3 separate regions of the Homo sapiens genome follow, and regions 1 and 3 are each linked to region 2. A link is a loop called in an ENCODE intact Hi-C map of the cell type or tissue named here. Cell type or tissue: endothelial cell of umbilical vein. All regions are shown on one strand.

Evidence for each region. A loop is a pair of places that touch in the nucleus more often than their neighbours do. Peaks named below come from ENCODE experiments on the same cell type or tissue, not always from the same donor. Only the 100,000 strongest peaks of a DNase experiment are listed, where the experiment ranks them.
Region 1: it touches region 2 in a loop (5-fold over the local background); 7 of 110 quality-filtered maps call a loop at or near these places.
Region 3: a loop joins it to region 2, with 25 times the contacts of the local background. A loop is called at or near these places in 2 of 110 quality-filtered maps.

What each region holds. Positions count from the first base shown.
Region 1 is chrX:77,593,263-77,601,262 of GRCh38, reverse strand. It overlaps ATRX (ATRX chromatin remodeler), which reads left to right. Exons shown (of 35, transcript NM_000489.6): 23 at 699-829; 24 at 1,443-1,531; 25 at 1,683-1,852; 26 at 7,414-7,567. Among named protein-coding and RNA genes, the nearest start is that of FGF16, 150 kb to the right of the region's middle. In endothelial cell of umbilical vein, no CTCF peak of the experiment used is centred here; no DNase peak of the experiment used is centred here.
Region 2 is chrX:77,439,969-77,447,968 of GRCh38, reverse strand. It overlaps FGF16 (fibroblast growth factor 16), which reads right to left and starts at 580. Exons shown (of 3, transcript NM_003868.3): 1 at 21-580. The coding sequence starts at 294. RefSeq lists an enhancer at 1,493-1,682. In endothelial cell of umbilical vein, CTCF peaks have their summits at 1,854 (motif pointing left) and 3,950; DNase peaks (open chromatin) are centred at 1,558, 3,688 and 5,018; H3K4me3 peaks cover 935 bases; H3K27ac peaks cover 5,807 bases.
Region 3 is chrX:77,081,365-77,089,364 of GRCh38, reverse strand. It overlaps LOC105373254 (a long non-coding RNA gene), which reads right to left. Exons shown (of 3, transcript XR_938449.3): 3 at 7,512-8,000. Among named protein-coding and RNA genes, the nearest start is that of MIR325HG, 71 kb to the right of the region's middle. RefSeq lists an enhancer at 1,159-1,453. In endothelial cell of umbilical vein, no CTCF peak of the experiment used is centred here; DNase peaks (open chromatin) are centred at 1,314 and 3,774; H3K27ac peaks cover 1,917 bases.

The DNA of each region.
Region 1 (8,000 bases), 150 kb before region 2:
AACTCCTGGCCTCAAGCGGTCCTCCTGCCTCGGCCTCCCAAAGTGCTGTGATTACAGGTGTGAGCTACTGTCACTTGCCTAGAAGTAATTTTTTTGAGTGAGCATAGTTGGCGAGAGTCAGTAAAGGACTATCTGCATGGAGCAAAGTTTATTTATAACAGGAGTTTGTAATCTAGGGTCCATGGATAGAATTTAGGGGATTATATGTACCTGGATAAGAAAAAAATTATATATTGATTTCCCTTAACCTCTAGCTAAAGCAGCAGCATTTTTCCCAGTGATGAATAGAGGCAACAATCTATAGTAGTGTTAGTGATAACCATGACTTTGTTACCAATAGAAATCAGAAATATTTTTACATGTTGTTCCTGATACCTCAAAATCATTTATGTTTATCAATACTTCAGAATTTTAGGTATTTATTAAACCTGTGCATATTTTGTTACTTAATGCATTAATTTTAAAAAGCACATATTTCTGTAGTACAAATTCTTTAATATTTTGATAATTTCTATATGATGGGTTTCTTTTGTAATCCTATTTGTTTTATGTGTTTCAAAACGATATTCCAAGAGAATTTATAAGCTTCTCTACACTGCCAAAAGTGTTTATGTCACAAGTAAGATTAAAACTCCTAATCTAGAAACTTGGTTGATATAGACAATTTTTGTGTCTTTAACCATATTTCTTTTGATCAGGTGTGGGCAATAATAGTGAAGGTGGAAGAGGAAAGGCAGGTGCAAAGCTTTTCCAAGATTTTCAGATGTTAAGTAGAATATGGACTCATCCTTGGTGTTTGCAGCTAGACTACATTAGCAAAGAAAATAAGGTAAGTCAGGTAACTTAGTTTAAAAGCATCTATTGGAAGCAGAATAAACTTAGACAAAAAATTGACCTACAGACTGTATATTCAAATTTTCTATTGCTTTGTTCTATTCTATGTCTTATTTCTAATTTCTATATGTCTTGCATGTATTATGATTATAGGAGTGTTAAATGTTATTTTATTGAGCCCATTTTAAAAAACTTTTTATTTTGAAATAATTTTATACTTATAGAAAAGTTGCAAAAATAGTTCTGAGAATTCCCCTATACCTTTGACCCAGTTTCTTCTAATATCAGCATGTTGCATTAGTATAGTAAAGTTATCAAAACTAAGAAATTAACTTTGGTACAATACTATTAACTAAATGGCAGACTTTATTTGGATTTCTTCAATGTTTTTACTTATGTCTTTTTTGTTTTCCATGATCCAATCTAGGACCTCCCATTGCATTTAGTAAGCATATCTGTCCTGTCTTCTTTGTCTACTAAAATCTGTAATAGTTCCTCAGTCCTTCCTCAGCTCGTGCCAATTAACTTATTCTTAAATGAACATCAATATAATTTCCAGTGTAAGTTGAGATATTCTATTAAAATAGTGGTCATTTTTTTTTCTCTAGGGTTATTTTGATGAAGACAGTATGGATGAATTTATAGCCTCAGATTCTGATGAAACCTCCATGAGTTTAAGCTCCGATGATTATACAAAGTAAATCGAATACTTTTTCGTGCCATCCTGTATTGACAAAGTTAAAACCCCTACTTGCTGATTGACCTCTTATAATTGACGTTTACATCTTTCCTATGCTTTTCTAACAATCTGAATGTGTTTTTTTGTTTGTTTGTTTGTTTGTTTTTAGAAAGAAGAAAAAAGGGAAAAAGGGGAAAAAAGATAGTAGCTCAAGTGGAAGTGGCAGTGACAATGATGTTGAAGTGATTAAGGTCTGGAATTCAAGATCTCGGGGAGGTGGTGAAGGAAATGTGGATGAAACAGGAAACAATCCTTCTGTTTCTTTAAAACTGGAAGAAAGTGAGTCTAATGAATGTTGCCTTTATCATGGAACAGTAATTTGGAAAATGTCATGTCGTTAGTCCTTTTTTCAGTCACTTACCTGACTAATTGACTCAAAGGAATCTTTCCTCAATTGATGAGTCTAATCAAGTACTCATAATTACAGTAAATATCTGATGAATCTTTAATTATAAGCAAGCTACTCTGTGCTCTCTGGTATTTGGGGGAAAGGTAAAAAGAAAAACTAATGTTTATTTACTTGTATATACCTAAACTCTATTATTTTCACTACATGTGTTAGCTAACTGAATTCTTGAGCAGGCTTGCAATGTAGTTGATAGTTTTAAAAATGAGTAGGAGAACTGGTATTCAGACCTAAAAATGTCTAATCTCAAAGCCACCATGATATTTTCACTTAACTGTATGGGAATAAATGGAAACATTTCAGATAATCAAGTGTGATTGTAGTTAATTTTTAGTCAGTAATATACAGTAAAACTAATTTTAATCATTTAGTGTTTTTCCTTTGTGATTCTTCATAATCTGCAATTATCTACTTTAGGTTTCCTGTGTATTATGTACAGTTTCTATCACCTCTTTTGTTTTCTTTCTGTCTCTCTTGTGCATGAAAGTGAAGTCTTAGATTGAACTCTGCAGTGGTTTAAGTTGTCTTTACCTATATGTAAGTTGAAGGATTAGTGTTGAGACACTGTATCCTACTAGTGCAGCCTGTATGCCTAGGAGCTTAAAAACTGGGACCAAATGTCTGCCTATTTGAAATAGCAGATTATGAAGAGAGAACAAGGTAGTGGCTCTAAATATTTGGCATTTGGGAGTTGTGGAGCAAAGCAGTTAACTGTCTATAAGGAGAAGAGAGTTGTGGGGGCCACCTAGGTTAGTGATCCTGTGATCAGATAAACTTGGCTGGTCTCAGGCCTACAGCTGAAATAACTTGGTGATTAATTATTTTAATTTTATTTTTATAATTTCAACTTTTATATTCGGGGGTACATATGCTAGTTGATTAACATGGGTATATTGCATGATGCTCAGCTTTGGGGTATGATTGATCCCATCCCCAGGTACTGAACATAGTACTCAGTAGTTAGTTTTTCAGTCTTTGCCCCCTTTCTCTCTCCCCACTCTAGTAGTCCTCCGTGTCTGTCGCTCTCCTCTTTATATCCATGTGTACCCAGTGTTTAGCTCTTACTTATATGTAAGAACACGCCGTATTTGGTTTTCTGTTTCTGTGTTAATTCACTTAGTATATAATGGCCTCCAGCTGTATCCCTGTTGCTGCAAAGGACATGATTTTGTTCTTTATTGTGGCTGTGTATATTCTATGGTTTATATGTACCACATTTTCTCTATCCAATCCACTGTTGATGGGCACCTGGGTTGATTCCATGTTTTTGCTGTTGTGAATAGTGCTGTAATAAATATATGAGTGCATGTGTCTTTCTGGCAGATTTATTTTCCTTTTGTTTTATACTTGTAATGAGATTGCTGGGTCAAATTGCAGTTCTGCTTTAAGTTCTTTGAGAAATCTCTAAACTGCCTTCCATAGGCGGTGAACTAATTTACAATCCCACCAACATAAATGTTCCCTTTTCTTTGCCCCTTCTCCAGCATCTGCTGTTTTTTGACTTTTTAATAATAGCCATTCTGACTGGTGTGAGATTGTGTCTCATTGTGGTTTGGATTTGCATTTCTCCTGTGGTTAATGATGATGAGCATTTTTCATGTTTGTTGGCTGCTTGTATGTTCTCTTTTGAGAAGTATCTGTTCTTGTCTTTTGCCCACTTTTTAATGGAGTTACTTGTTTTTTTGCTGTTGAATTAAGTTCCTTATAGATTCTGGATATTCATTGTTGGATACATAGTTTGTGAGTATTTTCTCTCATTCTGTAAGTTGTCTGTTTACTCTGTTGATAGTTTTTTTTTTGTTATTTTGTGTTTTTGTTTTTTTGTTTGTTTGTTTGTTTTTTGTTTTTGCTGTGCAGAAGCTCTTTAGTTTAATTAGGTCCCAGTTGTCAATTTTTGTTTCTGTTGCAATTGTTTTTGAGGAATTAGTCATAAATTCTTTCTGACTCGGTGATTTCTTTATAAACATTTCTCTCTTCAGTACCTCCATGGAATAGACAGATGGCAGTCTAACAGTAGACTCTGACTTCTCTTAAGAAATCAGGGGAATAGTAAAAATTAAACTACAAAATTTCTCTTCTCATTCTTCTCTTCTGTTACCCCATAAAACAGTTTACTATCAATGTTCATCTTCTGGATAGATATAAAGAATATTTTTATCAGAATAATAAATTATTATAGTGTAATTTAAGGCAATGAGAAGTTCCTGTATCTCCTTCCCTGCTGCTGCTGCCCCAATCTGCCTTTTCCACATAAATTCCTCAGTCTCTCATCTCATAATTAAAAATATATAAAGTTTACATGTTCCTGGAAATTATTTTCTTAAAATACTCTTGTTGAATTTTTTCTCATAACTTATGGCTAACAGGAGCAGAAGAGTAGACCAGTCAGTGTGCATCATCCTGTGCTATAAATGGGTTACGTAAGAGTATACTGAGATTTTTTTTTTAAAGTGTACTGAGATATTGATCCTTTGTCACTTGGGAATACAATTAGAATCTGAGGCAGCTGGTTTGCCTCCGTAAATGAGTAGTCTCTTCTCTTTTTCCTGGTATGCTATATAAGCATTAACGTTTTTTACATATGCCATAATGTGAATGGGTTGGAAAGCACTGGGGGCAGAATGTAGGAGGCTACATGTTGTGAGCCCAAAAACACACAGGGAAGGCCATCAGTTCCAAAAGACAAATTTTGACCACTTGTCTAGGATTTTTGTTTCATTTTAGTTGTGTGCAGTCAAATATAAGTCATTTGTATATGGATATATTTTATATATTTTTGTAGCTTATATACGTGTATAGTATATTAGAAGCATTCTCCAGAACTAATAGATAATAAAAATTTATTTTTTTCTTTGCATCTAAATTAACTCCATATAAAATGGAGTATATCATAATGTATGGACATACGTAGCTGGTATTGTATAACTTTAAAAAAAATGACTTTCTTACAGTAAATATAAGAAAATCTGAATAGGAAGTATTAAGGGGCTAGTCTGCCTCCTTAGCGCAGTAGGCAGCACATCGGTCTCATAATCTGAAGGAAGTATTAAAGGGTTAACAATGTTGTACCTGGAATTTGAAATGGATATTAAATAATTAATTACCTATAATTGAGCTACAATATGATTTTTGCCACATATTTTATTTTCACGTCAAAGAGTTACTGTTTGCTTTAATCCTTTTGTAGTAGCTGTCTCGTTTTTCTGAGAAGCAGCATCTTGAATGAGTCATTTAAGTTTAGCTTACATCATCCCCATTTCTGTGTTTTAAATGTTTTTTATTAGAAGGAGAGTTCATGATCACGAAATGACTATGTAAATTACTTCAAAGTGTTAGATTTATTATTACTTAAGTATTTTTAGAGTAAGCTTCATTGGTAAGCATTTGCATTTTAAAACGTATGTAATTGTATGGATATAAAGTTTTGTGACAGAATCCTTGTATATGATGTAGAGCCGTAATATTAGTACTAATATACCATATTTATTCACTCAACAGATATTTATAAAGTGCTTACTATATGCCCAGACATAAGGAGGGAACTGATAAGCCTAAATGGTAAATTGAAGAAGGTATGCTATGGAAATCCTAGGGAGATGCTAGTCTTGAGACTAGCAGCTTTGATTTTCATTTATCCAGGGACAGGATTTGAGACTTCGAGCCCTCTATAAGTTGGAGAGTTCTGTGACCCCTTCTCAAAGCTGAATCCCTTTAAAGTTTACAATCCCATCGACAATCCAGGGAGTTGACAAGGAAGCTTATCTATTTCAGCCAGGGCTCTTGGTTGGGAAAAATAGTTACATTGAATTTACGGTCATGGCCTTCACCTCACATACTTTATGGTTTGAATTTATATTACTCATATAGTCTAAAAGATCCGAAACTGAAATATTAACTTCACAAGTAATTCTGAGTTGGTGATTCCCTGGAGACCTGGTAGAAGCAAATGTAGAATCACTCTGGAGATATATGACCTTAACCAAGGCTACCCAGAAATTTCACAGATTGTAGCTACACCTGAGAAAATAACCTTAGGAAAAGCTAGGAACAGAAAGTATTAGTAGTCAACCTGAGGAAAGTTAGCATACAAAATAAATGGCATGATTAGATTCTCAAGAACTTCTGATAATAGAAGTATTTGATAAAGACTATAAGTATGTCTAAAATGATATTTTTAAAATTCCTAATCATAACTTTATGCCAGAAAATTTAAAACTTAAAATACACAATATTTAAGAAAAATATACTCAGCAATGAGCATTCGTTGCAGTTATTTCATATTAGCCAAAAACAAGAAACAATCTAGATGTCTATGAGGAGAACTAATAAATGATAGTGTATTCATGCAGTGGAATACTACATGGTAGTTAGAATGATTGAACGGGAGCTCCATGTCAAGCATGAGTAAATCTCGCTTTGAGTGAAAAAGTAATTTGTAGGATTTTACAAACAGTATAGCCATTTGTACAGTTTAGTGATACACATGCAGTAAAAAACATAAAACACTGCAAAAAATGGTAAATATATAATTTAGGGGTTTAGTTACCTATTGGAAAGGAAGGAAGGAAAGAGAATGGGATCATGTAGGATCATATATTAGGCTTCAGCTTCATCCGAAGTTTTAACAGTGTTAAAATTTGATGAAGATGGAATGTGGAAGCACATTTGTTTCTTATATCTTATATACTTTTCTGAGCATTTAAATTTTTGTAACAAAAATATATTTTAAAATACTTTGCATTAAAAAGCAATTGAGAAAGTGTATAAACATGCTAAACCTGCATATTTCTTATTTTGAATCAAACTATGTTTAAATCTTTTAATAAATTATTTTATGCTACTTTCTCCTTCCACCTTTCATAGTCAAAGTTTGTGGGGAAAATATATAAGAACGAAATCATTTAATATGATATGCTGATTCTGGGGTCAATTCTTGTTGGCGGTTTCCAGATCCTAGTAGCACAGTGAAATGTTTTCTACCCCCAAGGTCTTTTCTCTCGTGGTAACTGAGCCTTTCCATCTCTGTTGATTCCTGTCTCATGGAGTATGTTTGGGGGCATTTTACTCTCTTAGGGCCTGGTGGGAAGGGGATGGTTTCTCTTCTCTTTGGGTCTCTGTCTTTCTGAGCTCCACTCCTACCCCGAGGGTTTGTCTCTTACACTTGCACTCTCTCAGAGTCAATCTCTTGCTTGTTCTCTTATTTGGCATCTCCTTCCTTTCTCTTTTTCTATCTAGAGCTCACTCTTCTGGGATAGTCTCTGTCCTTCTGTGCTGTATGTGCGTGTGCCTGCCTTTCTCTTTTTTCCCTCCCCTCTCCCAAGTCCCCATCAGTTTCTTTCTTACTCTCCCCATGGGTAGGTCTTTTTCTGTCTCTCTTGCTCTCTTTCCATTTCTTTTCTAATTTACCTACTTATGTTCCATTTGTCTTATTTAGGTAAAGCTACTTCTTCTTCTAATCCAAGCAGCCCAGCTCCAGACTGGTACAAAGATTTTGTTACAGATGCTGATGCTGAGGTTTTAGAGCATTCTGGGAAAATGGTACTTCTCTTTGAAATTCTTCGAATGGCAGAGGAAATTGGGGATAAAGTGTAAGTGCTTTACCATATTTATTATATAAATTAACCTTTTGATTATGTTTTTATTGCTTAAACAATGTATTTGAACAAATCTGTTGCTTTTCCTTCCTTCCTAAAGATGTGATTTATTTGGTCATTGTAGTGCTAGGCCAATACAAGCAACTATCTTTTTTGTAAGCCACTAGTTCTGATTGCATATTCAGGTTATTTCTTCAGTGTAAATTTCTGCTTCTACCTATTGCAACTTGAACTTATTTCCTTGGGTAGAGCTCTTAGTTGAAATTTGTGTTTCTCCATCTTCAAAATCATTTTTCGGTTTATGTAGTGTGACTTCTACCGTGTTGCTTTACTGAGATTTCCCCCTGTAAAGTCACTAGTGACCTTCTAATCCTCAAATCTAGTGGACATCTCTCAGGCTTTATTTTATTTTACCTGCTTGATTATT
Region 2 (8,000 bases):
TCCCCCGACCGCGTCCTCACCGAAGCGGCTGTGGTCGTGGCGGGTCCCGTGCACCGTGCCGTTGGGGAAGATCTCCAGGTGGAAGCCGGTGCGGCAGTAGAGCTGGCGGCGCCGCAGGATCCCCTTTAGGTGGGCGAAGTCTGTGGGTGAGCCACGCTGCAGCTTCCCCTCGATTTGGCCCAGGCGCTCGTTCAGGAAACCTGGGGAGTCAGCTAAGGGCACGTTCCCCAGAGACGAGGAGAAGCCGTGTAGATCCCAGTCCAAGGAGGCGAAGACGCCCCCCACCTCTGCCATGGCTGGGCCGATTGCGGCGCTGGTTGTGCTGGGCGCGCGCGGGCCGAGCCGGGGCCACGGGGCGCGAACTGCCTCTCCCCGCAGCGGGCGCGGGCGGTTCGGCGGCGCTCCCTCGCTAGCTCGCTTGCTCCGCGCTCTGCCGAGCTGCAGTCGACGTCTGTTCGCGTCCAAGGAACTTCTCAGTGGCGGGGAGCGCGGGGCAGCGTGCTCCTGACCTTGCTCTCAGTCAAAGTGCCTCTTCCCCTCCGCATCCATCTCCCCCGGCCTCTCATAGCTGGCTTCGTCCAGCTATCAGATGCAAACGGCACTTTATATACATACCCACTCCCCTTACATTGACATATTGGATATTTAAATACAAGCCACACCTCATTGGCATCCCCTCGGAGATTGGTGTGTGGGTTCTTTTTTTTTTTTTTTTCTTGCATCCATTTGGCTCTTTTTGGGAGAGGGGGGTGGAGGGAGAGAGCGAGCGAGCTTCACTCCCTCTTTTATTATGAAAAAATGGCAGGAAAAAGCTACACATTGCAGTGAGGCATAACTGCTTTTGGCAGGTTCTTCTGAAACTGCTGATGAAATAACAGAGCCCAGTGCGTGGAGGCCGCTGGCGCGCACGGCCACTCAAGGCCTGTTCCGTGGGGGTCTGTCTGTCTGCTGCCCGGGGGCTGTCCCCACCTCCCACGCGTCCTCGGGCTGCTGTGCTAGCCTTTGGAAAGTGCCATGAGACGGGAGTTGGGGGGTTCACATGCTCCTGATCTCCTCTTGTTCCCCAGTTGGTCGGAGGCTGCGGAAAGGGCATCTGACCCGGGACAGGGACTCCCTGGTTTCTTTGTTCCACGGCCCCCAAGTCCTAATTCCTACCTGTATAGGTTGGCGGGGTACCGAGGAAGTGAAAAACCTGGAAGCCAATGCAGTTGCAAAATTTGGGGTTGGGGGTGGTGGTCCTTGCAGATTCCAAGGGGAGGGCCTTACGGGGTCTGAGAGGAGCGGGAAACCCCTCAGAGGAAAGATGAATTTTTATTTTTTTAAAGAAAGAGACGTTACAGCTTAGGCTTAGGAAAAGGAGAGGGGGAGTAAGAAATAGAAAGCGATCTTTTTGAAAAATGATCTCCGCTGGCTTTCTGGGCGCGCTTTTAAGAGGCTCTCGAGAGCAAGCTCAATGAGAGGCCATTGGAAGCCTGGTGGGGGCTTCCCCCCTACCTCGTTTCTTGTTGGAAACAGGTGTTTCCTCGTTCTGTCCAGTGCCTTGCTCCGAGATATTCTATCAGGAAGAGCGGCAGTTGGGACAGGAACCGGCGGCAGCCAGGTCAACGGGCAGCGTCCAGAAGTCCTGGGGAGCAGGTGCCAGACCTGCCCTGCACCCCTGCACCTGTGCCCCGAACCTGAATCCTGGGGCACCTATTGGGCCCTGGCACTCGGCGTCCCGATCGCCTGTGAAAGGGTGTTGTTACTTGGTTTTCACCCGCAGCCGGCGATGGCTGCCTTCCCAGGCTCCCTCAGGAGAAACTGAACACAGGGAGCCCCGCGCCATCCCCTCTCTTTGCAGCGCCTCCTGCTGGCGACCCCTAGTCTCGTGGCAACTTTGAACTCAGGGTCACCATGAGATGAGAAAACCGATTCCGCTCAATTCACTTAGTGCAATTCAGGGTCCTACTCCTGGGCTCCCACGTGCACCCTGAGCTCACTCCCCTGGAACCGTAGCAATTCTCGTTTGGGAGTATTGTGGCTTGGTACTGTTGTGCCTCTGCAGCTCAGACAGAACCTCTGAAGCCAAGCACAAGATGCGGCACATAATAGGCACACTCAGAAATAATCTGAGGTGCTCCCAGTAGCAGCGGACATAGATGCAAGTCATCTTCCAATTGTAGGGGACACAGAAATGCAGAAAGTGTCATTCATATTGAAGTATTTATGGATGAAATCATACGCTGTCTGGGATTTGCTATTAAATTATTCAAAGTAAGAAGGCAGAAGGAGTGGAGGTATAGATGCGATTATTGTCCTTGTGTCGCTAATTGTTAAGCTGGGTGAGGGGTATATTGGTGTTTAATTATACTTTATATATATATATGAAATTACATATGAAAATTTCCATAATTAAAAGCTTTATAAAATGAGACTGACATAAAGCAACTATTAGGTTGGTGAAATACAAAGAAATCAATCTTTCTTCTTTCTTCCTTCTTCAAAGAGTTTTTGAATTTAGTGGGAAGGTGGAAAAGGAAGGGAAGAGGTTAAGACAAGTACATAAATGACTGGAGTACAAGACAGTGTCAAGTGCACAGTGCTGTGTGGATTCAGAAAGACTCATCTGGAGGTTTAGGGCCTGGTTCTGGACTAAGGTGTCCTTTGTAATGAATGGGCCCCAAAGGGAAGATGGGAAGGATTTTGCAAATTCAGATGAACCACTTGCGGGAAGAGGAAAGTTGTAACGAAGCAAGTGGAACAATTTTAATTTAATCTCAAATGTGTTAAGTGTCTTCCATGTGGTGGACACAATGCTGGGCACTTTCCATCAGTGCTCAGTACCTCAAATGAGTATTGAGTGCCACATGAAATAGTATAAATGAAACTGCTTTGAGAAGCATGTTATATAAAAGATTTAGATGTCTCCATGATGATATAGATTACACACTGATTATGGCAAAGATCATTTCCTCAACAGCCACTTCAGGGTATTTCTGCATTCTCTGTCCCCCAACATTCCCAAAGTCGCCAACCGCAGTTGGCAAATCTGGAGTCCTACTTGATCGAAGGTCAGAGATACAGGTATTCCATTGCCCATCTGGGGCTCTTTTGAGATTAAGCGATCTGATGGTTCTGTTTTAAATAATGTTTCCATGTCAAGCATCTCAGTTGACAGAGCACTTTCAAGGAAGTTATTTTATTTTCACAACCTCATGGAGCAGAAGTTGTCATTATCCCCATATTAGAAATGAGGAAATAGAGGGGGAGGTTAAGTGACTAGTACAGAATCCTAACAAGTAAATAGCAGAGTCATAAATTGATCTCAGCTCCACTGGTGGCAAATTATTCTCAACTCATGGGATTTAGGATTATGCAAAGATTGGCATGTTGAGGACAGTGAAATTTCCCTATAGTTTAGTTTACGGAAAATCCTCAGCAGGATGCAACCTCAGACCAGAGTAGTATTGAATATATCGGATGAGAGGAAAATGTACGTTAATAAAGAAAGCAAACCTTCCCTGGATTCAGGACATCATTTATAAAGTGAGGATAAGTGCATCCCTTCACAGTGGTATTGTGAGGTATTGGGCACTGATGGAAAGTGCCAGCATTGTGTCCACCACATGGAAGACATTTAACACATTTGAGATTACTTCCTCCTTTCCCAATACCTCACAGGGTTGATGTGAAAAGGATGTGGAAAAACAAAACTGAAGGAAAAAAAGAGTTCTGACTCAGTCTATAAGCAACCAAAGGCTGGGGGATAATCTGGCAGGCTCTGTTCCTTGAGAAAGGAGACAGTGATGCTAATAATGCTGGTGCTCGCTAACCACCCCCCACCCCATGCCCACACATACCCCTGAGAGATGGGAAAGGATGTCTAGAACTGTTACTCTGCCCAGTTCTTCATTTTCTGGACAATTTACAATTTTTTTCCTTCCTAATTGGTATTCCCTGGGAACGGGCAGGGGGAGCTGTATAGCTAGGCAAATCCTGAAGGTGGAATAACCAATGACATTAGTTGCTCTTACTGAGTACTTATGTAGGTGTGTTAAGTACTGCCCTTGGCATGTTATGTGCATTATCTTCTGTAAACCTTATCACAACTCTAAGAAATACTAGTTAGTTTTTAATTATTTTATTTTATTTTTATTTATTTACTTTTTTAGAGACAGGATCTCACTTTGTCACTCAGGCTAGAGTGCTGTGGCACAATCATGGCTCCCTGTATAGCCTTGAACTCCTGGTCTCTAGAGATCCTCTCACCTCAGCCTCCTGAGTATCTAGGACTACAAGCAGGTACCGCCACGCCCAGTTAATTAAAAAACAATTGTTTTTTGTAGAGATGAGGTCTCACTATGTTGCCCAGGCTGGTCTCAAACTCCTGGCCTCAAGCAATCCTCCTGCCTTGGCCTCCCAAAGTGCTGGGATTACAGATGTGAACCATCACGCCTGGCCTATGAAATCCATTTTACAGATGAGGAAGCTAAGGTCCAAAGAAAATCAATAACTAGTAGCAGAGGCAAGCCTTAAACCCAGTTACTTTTTAAACCTTGGTCTTAAATTAGTGCTTAACCAAAACACTAGACTGCCTCAATCAACTTACTTCAAAAAGAACTTGTATCGCTCCATTGTCTTTTGTTCCTGCCTCCTCTCTCCTTCTGTTTTCTTTGCTTTATGTGGAAAGCAGTATAGTGTAGTGGTTGAACACTCCATCTCTGGTGTTAGACTGCCTGGGTTCATAACCCCAGCTTTAAGCCATTCTAGGTGTTGGAGCCTCAGTTTTCTCTTAGGTATGATGCAGGTGATGATGGTAGTTATCAATTCATAGGGTTGCTGTGAGGTTTGAATAAAATACACAGAAAGTACTTAAAGCTGTGCCTGGCACATATTAAGTTGTCATTGTTCTTAATATTATTTACATCCTGCCTGGCCCCAGCCATATTTCCTCCCAAGGTTTCCTCTAACTATGCTCATTTTTTCCTAAGGAGGAGATGAAGTAGATAAGAACACTGGCCACTGGCCTGCTGAGTCACCCCAAAGCAATCAATTCCAATCCTATTAATCTTTCTGTGTGATATTGGGCCAGTCTTGTTCTCTCTGGGCTCTAGAAGGCGTGACTCAGAAACAGGGTGACCACATTGTCAGCTGTGGGTGGGCAAGCAGGTAGTGAGGTAGTGAAGGCCTGGGAAAAACAGGAAATTACTCCTTTGTATAATTCCATTTATTGAGCCTCTTAAGGGCCAGGCACTTTTCTAAGAGCTTTAAATTTAAATCACATCATACCACCACGAGGAAGATGCTATTATTATCCCGATTTTTAACAGATCTGTGAAACTGAGGGCTAAAGAGGTTAAATAACTTGCTCAAGGTCATACAACTAGTATGTGATGGGGCTGAAATTCAGACCTGTCATCCGGCTCTAGAGACCATGCTGTTGATCACTACACTTTTCTGAAGTAGTTGGGGTCTTATTCAAAAGAAAAAGTAGCATAACATGACCCAATCATCTTCTGGAAAAAAAAAAAAAATCCATGTTAAAAGAGGAGTCTTACCAGGGCCTACTTGAAGGTGGAGGGTGGAGGGTGGAGGGTGGGAGGAGGGTGAGGACTAAAAAACTACCTATCGGGTACTATGCTTATTACCTGGGTGATGAAATAATCTGTACACCAAACCCCCATGACATGCAATTTGCCTATGTAACAAGCCCGCACGTGTACCCTCTGAAACTAAAATAAAAGTTGGAAAAAAATAAAAATAAAGAAAGGAGCAGTCTTTTTCTTATTTTTTTTTTAACCTAGGTGATCTGTATCTAGAGTTTGAGAAGTCTGCGAAAAGTCAGACTACTTTCCCACCCCCAATTCTAGGGCCCAGAGAGGAAAGGAAACCTCTTTGGCTGGGACAAGCCCCCCATCTTACCTGTCTGGTCAGTCTCCTGCAGTGACACTGAGCCACAAATCTCTTTTGTCTCTGGTGTCATTCTCCTGTGAGCCTACCTGTAATGGGGGTGGGTAATGTACCATTAATTCTGGCTGTAACTTGACATTAGTTGGCAGGTGATGATATTTTTGTGAAATGATCTGTTAGTTCTTTGAGAGGAATGGAACACCATGGAATGTGGCTCTAACCCTGGCAACTGGGATCACTGCTCAACCTGATGTGTGTGATATGAATGTGGGTCTCAATGGTGTATATCTAGGGCTGGGTGTTGGGGGAGGAGAAGTGTGGGTAGAGACAGACTATCATAATGTTGGTTTTCTCAACACAGATGTGTGCTTATGTTTGTATTTGTGACAGTGTGCAGAAGAATTTCCATATGTCTGTGTAACAGTGAGAGTTGTGGGTTTAAGGTGTGAATAAATGTATGTAAATATGAAAATCTATAGGCAGCCCCTGCTAATAAGAATATACATGACAGTGAAGTTCAGTTCTTTTGAATTCAGAGTCACTTCCTGTTTTTACCTGAAGTGATTATTTTATTCCCTTAGTCTGAAGGAGACAGGGAAGCCAGGTGGGGTCACCTCCAAGGAAACTGAGGCCCCGGTTTCCTTGGAGGCTTGCTGAGGTGGTCTTACACAAAAGAAGGGAAAAAGCAAGATCTTGAAATCAGCTCTTTGCTTTCTGGCTATGGCCTCTGATTAGCAGGACCTCTTCCCTTTTTTGCCTCTCTCACCCTGATATTATTGGCTTTCATCCTATTTCTGGGAGGGGTATGAATTTCATCAGTTACATGCATTTCATGCATCATTATTCACTGCATTTGAAGCTGTAGCGAGGGAAGGGTGTGGCCTGCTCTCAGTGCTGCTGGTGCTACACATTTCCCTAAGGATAGGATGTATAACCCTTGGAAAGAAAAAAAATCCTGAAAGGTACAAGCTGTGGAACAGAGTTAGCAAGGAAGTGTAGTCAGCAGTCAGTAGTCACCTGAGCAAGTCACTGGGAAGAAATGTACATTCTGATGGAGGCAGACTGTGGTCCTAGCTCTCGCTGAACTCAATGTAATTATTTCTCACCTGTGGGACTCAGTTATCCTAACTGCGAAAAAGGGGTTGGACTACATCAATCTGTCTCAAACTTTTATTTATTTAGTTTTCACTAAAATAACCCTAATGACAGAGGAAAGTGAAAATGAAATCCTCAGCGTGGGTAAGGGAGAGGGGTGGATGGGGTAACCCAAAGCAGCCTACTGCAAACTCCAAGTGTCTTTGAGATCTTGTGTTCTATCCTAAAAATGAGAGCAGTGTTCGCATTCTCCTCCATGATATAGCTATATTTGTTTTAATATAGAAATTTTTAAAATTTCTTATACTCAAGTAAAATTGATACTCCAGAAAAGCATGCCATGTTTATTCTGTGGCTTTGTGGACCCCTTTGGCACACTGCCATGGACCCCCAGGGGTATTCATACACCCGTTTAAAAGTTTGGGAATAGATGATTGAGATTCCTTTCCGCTCTAACACTCTGTGGTTCAATGACCTGGAAATACCTGTGGTGTCTTTGGTAGCTGCTCCCCAGGATGCTGAATGTTTTTTTTTTTTTTTTTGATGGCTGTGTTTGAACACTCCATTTTCTAACCATTTATACTAAAAGAATGGAAACCCCTGATTTTTTTCGAGAACGAGTATCTTCAATATGTCTTTGCTGAGCCCCAACTACAGGCTCAGACTTTTGCTAAGTGCCCCTGGGAGAGATCAAGAAGGATGTTTATGGTATTAATTGTGGAGTCTAAACTAGTTTACATTAAACATTAGGAGTTAAGAGTTGACTGAGTCAAGTGCTAAATTGTGTGGGGTAGATTTTAACAGCGGCAGGTGGTTGAGAAGTAGGAGAACGGTGTGCTTCCTGGAAGAGGTGATACTAGATTGGCGTTTTGAAGAATAAGTATGGTTCAGATAAATGGAGTGAAGGGGGAGTGGCATTCAGCTTGTAGGAGGGCATGAGTAAGGTCTGGAGGCTGTAAGGATTGTGACATGCTTAGGCCTAGGCCAAAGCCCTGCTCAATGGCAAGAGGCATGGA
Region 3 (8,000 bases), 360 kb after region 2:
GAAATGCGGAAATCTCCCACCGTCTGCGTCACTCATGCTGGGAGCTGTAGACTGGAGCTGTTCCTATTTGGCCATCTTGGCTCCACCCCCGAAAACTGGTCTTTTAAGTTGTCTCCTGAAGTCTGGGAAGGTAAAGAACTGGCTCCAGCTTAATTTTAATTGCTTTTTGCTTAGTATCAATTCTTGATGCAAATTTAGCTGGCATTCCTTGGCTATTTGACACCTGACTGTAGCATGTTTCTAAGTAAAAATTCACTCCAGTGTTTTACCACAGAGACGTATATTTTGGCTTCTCTATTTCCACCTCCTGGAAGGGGGCAGCCCTCCCTCAGTTAGATAGCTAGATAACTAGCAGCTAGAGGGCAAAATCCTTTTAGTGGTAGAGCAGACTATTCACATAAGTTACGGACAAGTAAGTAGCCCATTCAGTTATAGGTTAATCAGGAAGAATTCTTCACCTGAGCAGATGGAAACATTTTTAGGCCCTAGTTCCCTTTATAGCTCCAGGTATAACTCAGACTGAAAAGCTGTTAGATATAGTGTAACTAGAACTAAGCTATGTAGCTGGGCAAATTCTCTATGCCTCTGTCATATTGGGAGTGCTGATGCGACAAATATGTGGTGGAGAGAAAGGAAAGAGATCAGTCAAGGTAGTCAAGCAGTAAGACATTTTGCTTCCAGAGTTATAAGAAATGTTATTGATCAGGATGAAAGGCAGATTAGACAAGGATTAAGTATGAAGGGATAGAAGTTGAAGGCAAGAAATGAGCAATGAATATTGCTTTTCACCCATTGTTGGATTTTACAATGGCCTCTGGCTAAGTCCAAAAAACAGTGGTCCAGTTACACAGCTGAGCTTCCCTGATGTTTCCATTATCTTTTTTTTTTTTCCTGGTGGATTCTCTTCTCAGGCTCTGTGGGCTGGGTGACCTCCTGTCCTCTGTCCCCAGGCTTAAGAATCTTCGAGCAGACAAAATGGAACATTTATATGCAAGTTTGGTGACATAAATCAAGTGAGGAAAAGTCCATTTTCATGTGGTCATTGTGTCAACTGTTATTATTTCAGTTCAGCCTGGCCACATATATAAATCTCCTTTAAGAAACCAGAAAAGGAATATGTGAAATAACATTTCTAGTATGCATGGTCACTTGCTTCTATTAATAATTACTACTTGTAAAGCCTGGAAATGCTTAAGTTGTTCATATTTTTTGAGCGATTGACTGGCTCTTTTATTTATACATACAAGAAAAAAAGCCAAGTGGAGAGAGGAAATCATCTGTTGCTGCAGAAACATGAAAGTCACATTTTTGGCACTGTTCCCTGGTTGACGTAATTCTGGGGAATGTGCTAAAGGCCATGATTTTCCAGAGGGAGCAAATATTGTTTCATGACTGGCTGTTTGTGGGCACTTTTTGTCCCCCTCTGAAGTCAGGCCAAAACCAAGCTGGGGCTCTTTCTGCCTTGTTTGTCGGTACAGGTCAAGCCCACTTTGAAGCAGAAGTCTAAAATATTTGCTGGTCATTGTGCTCAACCACACCCTATGCCCTTTTATACCTTCTGAATCTTTTCTCCAGGGCCCTCTAAGCTGCTTGGCCTTTGCACAGGCTGCTGGGAAGGTTGCTTTTTCCCTGCTGTGTGGAAACACTAAGGGCTGCCAGTGATGTGTGTGTATGTAAGGGCCGTTCCTGAGCTGACTCCTTAGGTAGACCACAGCACAGTGTGGATTGGGATTTGGACCTAGTTGTTCTCATTCTCTCTTACATCCTAAATGGTCCAAAGCAAAATGGGCTACAGGTCCCAATGCCGTCTGTGAGTAGGCCGTATCCCTATCCGTTCATCTCTTACCCAGCCCAGTCTTCATGCTCCTATATGGAGCTGCCAAGAGACCCTGTAGTAGCTGCTTGTTATGGTCTTCAGGACTTTACTTGGATCCATTTGTCATAAAAGAAAGAAGCCTTTGTATCATGAAATTGGCTGGCAGTTCAGTCTGCGTCCCACAGGGTCATGCCTGGGTTCTCACTAGTTCCCCCACCTCCTCAACATATAGGTAGTCTCATGAAATTTAGGATAATTCCCACCTCTATGCCTTTACTCCAACGATAATGAACACTTGTTTTGCTATGTCCCTTGTACAAAAGTAATTGTTATCCCCCAATCTTGCTCTCATTCAGTTCAAGCCTCTCTGCTAAGTGTTTAAGACCCTCCAAGATTTGACTCTAACTTTTATCTCCTACTGTTTCTAACACATCCTTTACCTTATTTATAGCCATTTGTTCATTTCAGAAATGAAAAGCTAATTCAGAATTATTAGTGCTATAATAGAGGCATTTATAACAAGCATAGAGATGGCCTAAAGGAAGATGTAATCAGTTTTTTTCTGGGGAGTCAGAGAAGACTTCACAAATGATATGATGCTTAAAGCTGAGTCGTAAAGGTTCAAAAGTTGTCCATCAGAAAAACATGGTCCATTGAGGAGGGGAAGAGTAATTTTCTGAGTAATTTTCTGAGCAGGGCCCTGATCCTTGTCTTGGGGGACGGTGACTAGAGCTTTTCTTGTAGCCTCATTATCCCTGCATTCTGCCATAAGTTTGAATGGGGCTGACCACACCAGGAGCTCACGCTCAGAGAAAGGAGTGTAGCTCAGAATAACATCTCATAGAGCATCTTCAGTAAGGAACAAGTAGATAATGTGAGAGACAAACTCACCTGTCCAATCCCAAAAAATGGACTTAGATACCTGGGGAACAGCGAAAGCGAGATTTTTAATGACGATCTTGCAAGATTGGGTGTCTCATGACACCCAGCACAGTTTCAACAAGCAATTTATCCCCTAGTGTGCAAGTCCCTCCTCTGGTTCCTTATAGACCGAGTACTATGGGGTTACAATCTTCCCGGACGTTGTCTATTGATTGTAGGGTAAGGGGTTTCATGTGATTTTTTTAGGGTTGTCTTGCTGCATTTTGTTGCAGCCCACAGTGCATTGCAATCCTAGTTAGCTCTGGGGCTCTTCAGATATTTGACTTATGACCTAAGTAGCTGGGCAGGTTGATAAGAACAGACAAAATGAGCTATTTTGCAGGCTAGTAAACTTTCATCTTAGACTAAACTTCTTCGGTTTGGGTGAAGGCAACTAAGTGGGGGGAAGAAGGGGGAGGCCGATGAGCAGGCATCAGCTATCCAAGCAGGGGCCTAACATATCCTGTTTCTTCTGTAGTTTGCTGACCTAAGCCAATTCAAGGCATTTTGTCTTGGAAACGGAGCACCGTATACATTATTTCCTTCAATTTCCTCCTGTTTTTCTTTTTACTCCTATTGGTTCTATTTCCACACTTATTTTTGTGTTCTTTCATTTTTAAATTTATTAGTTACTCCTTTAGGGACTCCTATTGAGTTAATATAAATGTTGGGATTGAAAGAATTTGTTAGATCTCTCCAACTTCAGTGGCCATGTGGATTCTCAGGGATTTTATAGAATGCCAAGGTGAATGGAATGGAGCTAAGGCACAAGTCCCAGTCCAATTGGGTGGTAACAGGTCATGGAGGTTCCTCTTCCCACAATGCCAGCAGACGTTAGCTTGGGGTATATAAAAAGCCGAGTAGTTGCCTTTGTTTTACTCACCAGTAACATTTAGAATGTGGGTCCAAGTTGAGAATTTTCCCATGGGCTTATTGAACTCTGCCCCCTGCCTAGATAGGAAAGAAGAATGGTTCACATTCTCTATGGAGAATGAGGGGATTGCTCTAGGATCTGACCTCAGTAAGGCAGGAAACAACAATAATAAAATTTGCAAGTCCCATTTCCCCATGCATCTCTGTCCTGGTGTAGAGCCAACATGCCACACATTCCTCTGGGATTGGTATCCCTTCCTAGGGGAAACGGAACTACCTGTACCTGAGGCCGCCCAAGAGAGCATGCATAACAGTTGCTCTTATTAAGAGCTAGTACTGAAAATTTGACCCATTCAATCCAGGCGTTTACATCCCCATATCCAGTCTCAATTTCTAAAGTCTGCTTCAAGTCAGTTATTTTAATTATATTTACTCTCTTAGGGTCATTGTCTGGTGGATTAAAGGAAGTAGAGGGACCGGGAGTTATAATAATCCTGGGTGGGCTTGGGATGGAGTTGGTGACTAGCCTAAGAGCTAACCATGCTACAGGATCCTTTCCTGAGATATCTGTTCCTAATCTATACCTTCAAGGTTCCTGGTCTATAGTAGCTGGGTTGTTTATGGTAATTAACATATGATTGCATTTTAAATTACTACAGTTATGTAGTATAGGGCCCTTATACAAATATATTTTGTTCTTTAAGGGTTTGTTTTTGGAAGAATGACTTACCCAGCCTCAAAATTGGGTGGTCCACCAGACCTCATTCCAGCTAGAACAGGTCTTTCCCCAATAGTGACAAATTTCAGGACATAGATATTTGTTTGCTTGTGACAGCTGCCTTTGGTTCCCTAAATTCCCACAAAGTAAGACTTGGCAGGCATTAAATTATATAGTTTGGGGGCGGAGTAGAGGTCTTAGTTATGTTGACTATTAGTTTGATTGTATATTCCTTACTTTCTACCCCTAGTACTGGGCTCTATTCAATACTTAGGTTTTCTTTTACCCCTTGTGTTAGGATTAATCCTAACCATATCCACCCCCAATGATGAACCCTGCTTATAGCTTCTTTTTAGGTTTTTCTTAGAGCTAGCTTTAAGTGTTTCTTAGGTGATTTATACACTCCACATTCACCCTTTTCCCTTTCTTCCAGGGGTTCTTTTACCAGGGTTTTGACCCGTAGGTAATATGTTCACCCCCATTCAGCTGTTTGTACGGCTGTCTCAGTGATTAGATGCACTTGATAGGGACCTTCCCAGCTTGGGTGGAGCATATCTTCTTTCTAAGTTTTAATTAGCACCGAGTCACCAGGCTGGAAATGGTGTACTGTGAACTGAAGAGGCGGGGTTTGAGTTAGAAGTCCTTTTTTTTTTGAGACTGTCTCTCTCTGTCATCCAGGCTGGAGTGCAGTGGTGCAATCTCGGCTCACTGCACCTCTGCCTCCTGGATTCAAGTGCTTTGCCTGCCTCTGCCTTCCAAGTAGTTGGGGTTACAGGTACCCACCACCACACCCACCTAATTTTTGTATTTTTGGTAGAGACGGGAATTCATCATGTTGGTAAGGCTGGTCTCAAACTCCTGACCTCAGATGATTCGCCAGCCTTGGCCTCCCAAAGTGCTGGGATTACAGGCATGAGCCACCTTGCCTGGTCTTAGAAGTTCTTTTAACCTAAGAAATGACAGGGTGGAGGATATGGCCAGTATATAATGTCTTAAAAAGTGATCTTTTGTTTCCATAGTAGGAAGGTCAGTAGTCCTACCTAAATATGGGAGTTCATATAATAACTTGTAAGGGAACAATCCCCTAGTCTTTCCTTGGGGATGTCCTAATCCTAAAGAGTGCTATTGGGAGACATTTGGTCTAAGGCATTTTAGTTTCTAAGATTAGTTTAGTAATATGCTTTTTGAGAGTTTGATTTATTCTTTTGACTTTTCCAGAGGAAGGGAGATGCCAAGGGGAGTGGTAATTCCATCTAATGTGTAAACTTTTCATAATTCCCCTTAGCACACTTGAGGCAAAATGGCTCCCACTGTCTGAATCAATATTTTCTACCAGGCCAAATCTGGGTATAATTTGTTCTAAGATTATTTTGACCACATTCCTGGTGGTGGCAGTTAGGAGGGGGAAGACCTCCACCCAGCCAGAGAGGTGGTGTATCATTACCAGTAGATACTTTAGTCTCCCTATTTTGGACATTTCTGTAAAATCTACTTAAACGCTTTGAAATGGCCTTAACCCAGGAGGTCTCCCTCCAGTAGTCTGTTTTCTAACTATCTTTTTGTTTATTTTCTGGCAGGTCCCACAACCCCCACACACTTGTTTAGCAAGGGTATAAATCCCTTTACAGCCATAATTCTTGAGTATTGCATTACACATGGCCTGGGGACCTCAATGACTTCCCTTATGCAGTATGGACATCCGTTCTGTCATTATGGCTTTTCTTGTCATTCCTCTCCCGTCAGGGAGCATTCACCTCCCATCTTCAGGTTGAATGGCCCCTATCTTGCCCAGCTGTTCCTCCTCCTCTTTAGAAAATTGGGGTTTTAATACCACTTTAGGGATATCTGGGATTAGGCTAAACAGTCTAACTTCTTCCTCCAGGGAGGCTGGCTTGGCAGCTTCATCTTCAAGCCTGTTCCCACAGCTTCTATAGTGTTTCCTTTCTGATGGCCATTTACATGAACTATGGCTATCTACGCTGGAAGCAGGAGGCTTTCTAAAACTTGTTTGACCAGCTCCCCATGTACCAATTCTTTTCCCTGCTACTTATGTATGCCCTGTTTTGTCCAGATCTTTCCAAAGGTGTGTACTACTACATAGGCATATTGGAAATTAGTATATATAGTAACTTCTTGGCCTTTTAGGAGCTTTGGGGCCTTGTTAAGAACATGTAATTCACAGGTTTGTGCTCACCAGTTATTGGGTAATTTACTTTTTTCACATAAGGATTGTTTGTCTTTATTAATGACAACATAGCTATTGTGTCTTTTACCATGTATTACTTGGGATGACCCATTCACAAGCAGCCTCATCCCATTACATAGTGGAGTTTCTTTAAGGTCTGTTTTAATTTTAGTTTGATGTTCTATGACATTTAAACAATTATGTTTTGATACCTTCTTATCCTCCTCTTCTTTCCATAAGAAACCAGCTGGATTTAGGTTAGGAACCTCCCCAGGGCCCACTGACTCCAGGAGGAACTTGGGGAGGCAAGGGACTGACCAGCAGGCATCCCAGGATGCCTTGGACCAAACCCAGCTGGGTCTGGCTCTGAGCCAAGAGCTGCTGGTTTGAAGAGCTACCAGCCTGTGGTGACTCCCCTGACAGGCACTCTTATCAGCAAAGGCATCCCTGGCTCTGCCTGCCCTTCCTTTTTTTTTGCTTTGAATCCACCATCCATCTTTCTGGCAGACTGAGAGCTGCACTGTTAATATTCCATGCCACCCCTGATGGTGACCCAGCAACTGCAAAGGGTCTCCAGTTTGTCCCACTCTGGGAGGTGACTCAGTGACTTTTCCTCCTCTTCAGCTGCAAGGATCCTCCCCCAGCCCAGCCAGGCTCTGGGAAACAGAACTTTCATAGATCCCACTTAAGGCATTTTGGCTGATATCTCCCCAACACAGGCCCTCTCTACTTCAGGGATGGCAAACTGACATCGTCATTTGTCTGTATTGGGTTTTAAAGGTTTTTGAACTGATTACCAGCATTTAAAAATCCAATTTCCTGCTCTTCCTCTTGCTTCAGTCATGTAAGACATGCCTTCATCCTTTTTGCCTTATGTCATGATTTCTGTTGATTGATTTTTAAATATTGATCCAACCTTCCATCTGCAAAGACCAGCTCAGTCGGGGAGACCCTAACCCAGCGGCACTAGAGGAATTAAAGACACACACACAGAAATATAGAGGTGTGAAGTGGGAAATCAGGGCCCTCACAGCCTTCAGAGCTGAGAGCCCTGAACAAAGATTTGCCCACATATTTATTAACAGCAAGCTAGTCATTAGCATTGTTTCTATAGATATTAAATTAACTAAAAGTATCCCTTATGGGAAACGAAGGGATGGGCCAAATTAAAGTAATAGGTTGGGCTAGTTAACTGCAATAGAAGCATGTCCTTAAGGCACAGATCACTCATGCTTTTGTTTGTGGCTTAAAAATGCCTTTAAGAGGTTTTCCACCCTGGGCGGGCCAGGTGTTCCTTGACCTCATTCTGGTAAACCCACAACCTTCCAGTGTGGGCGTTATGGCCATCATGAACATGATACAGTGCTGCAGAGATTTTGTTTATGGCCAGTTTTGTGGCCAGTTTATGGCCAGATTTTGGGGGGGGCCTGTTCCCTACATGTCCCCCTTATTTGATTTGCAAAGCGATAAAAGCAAAGGCAGCTTTG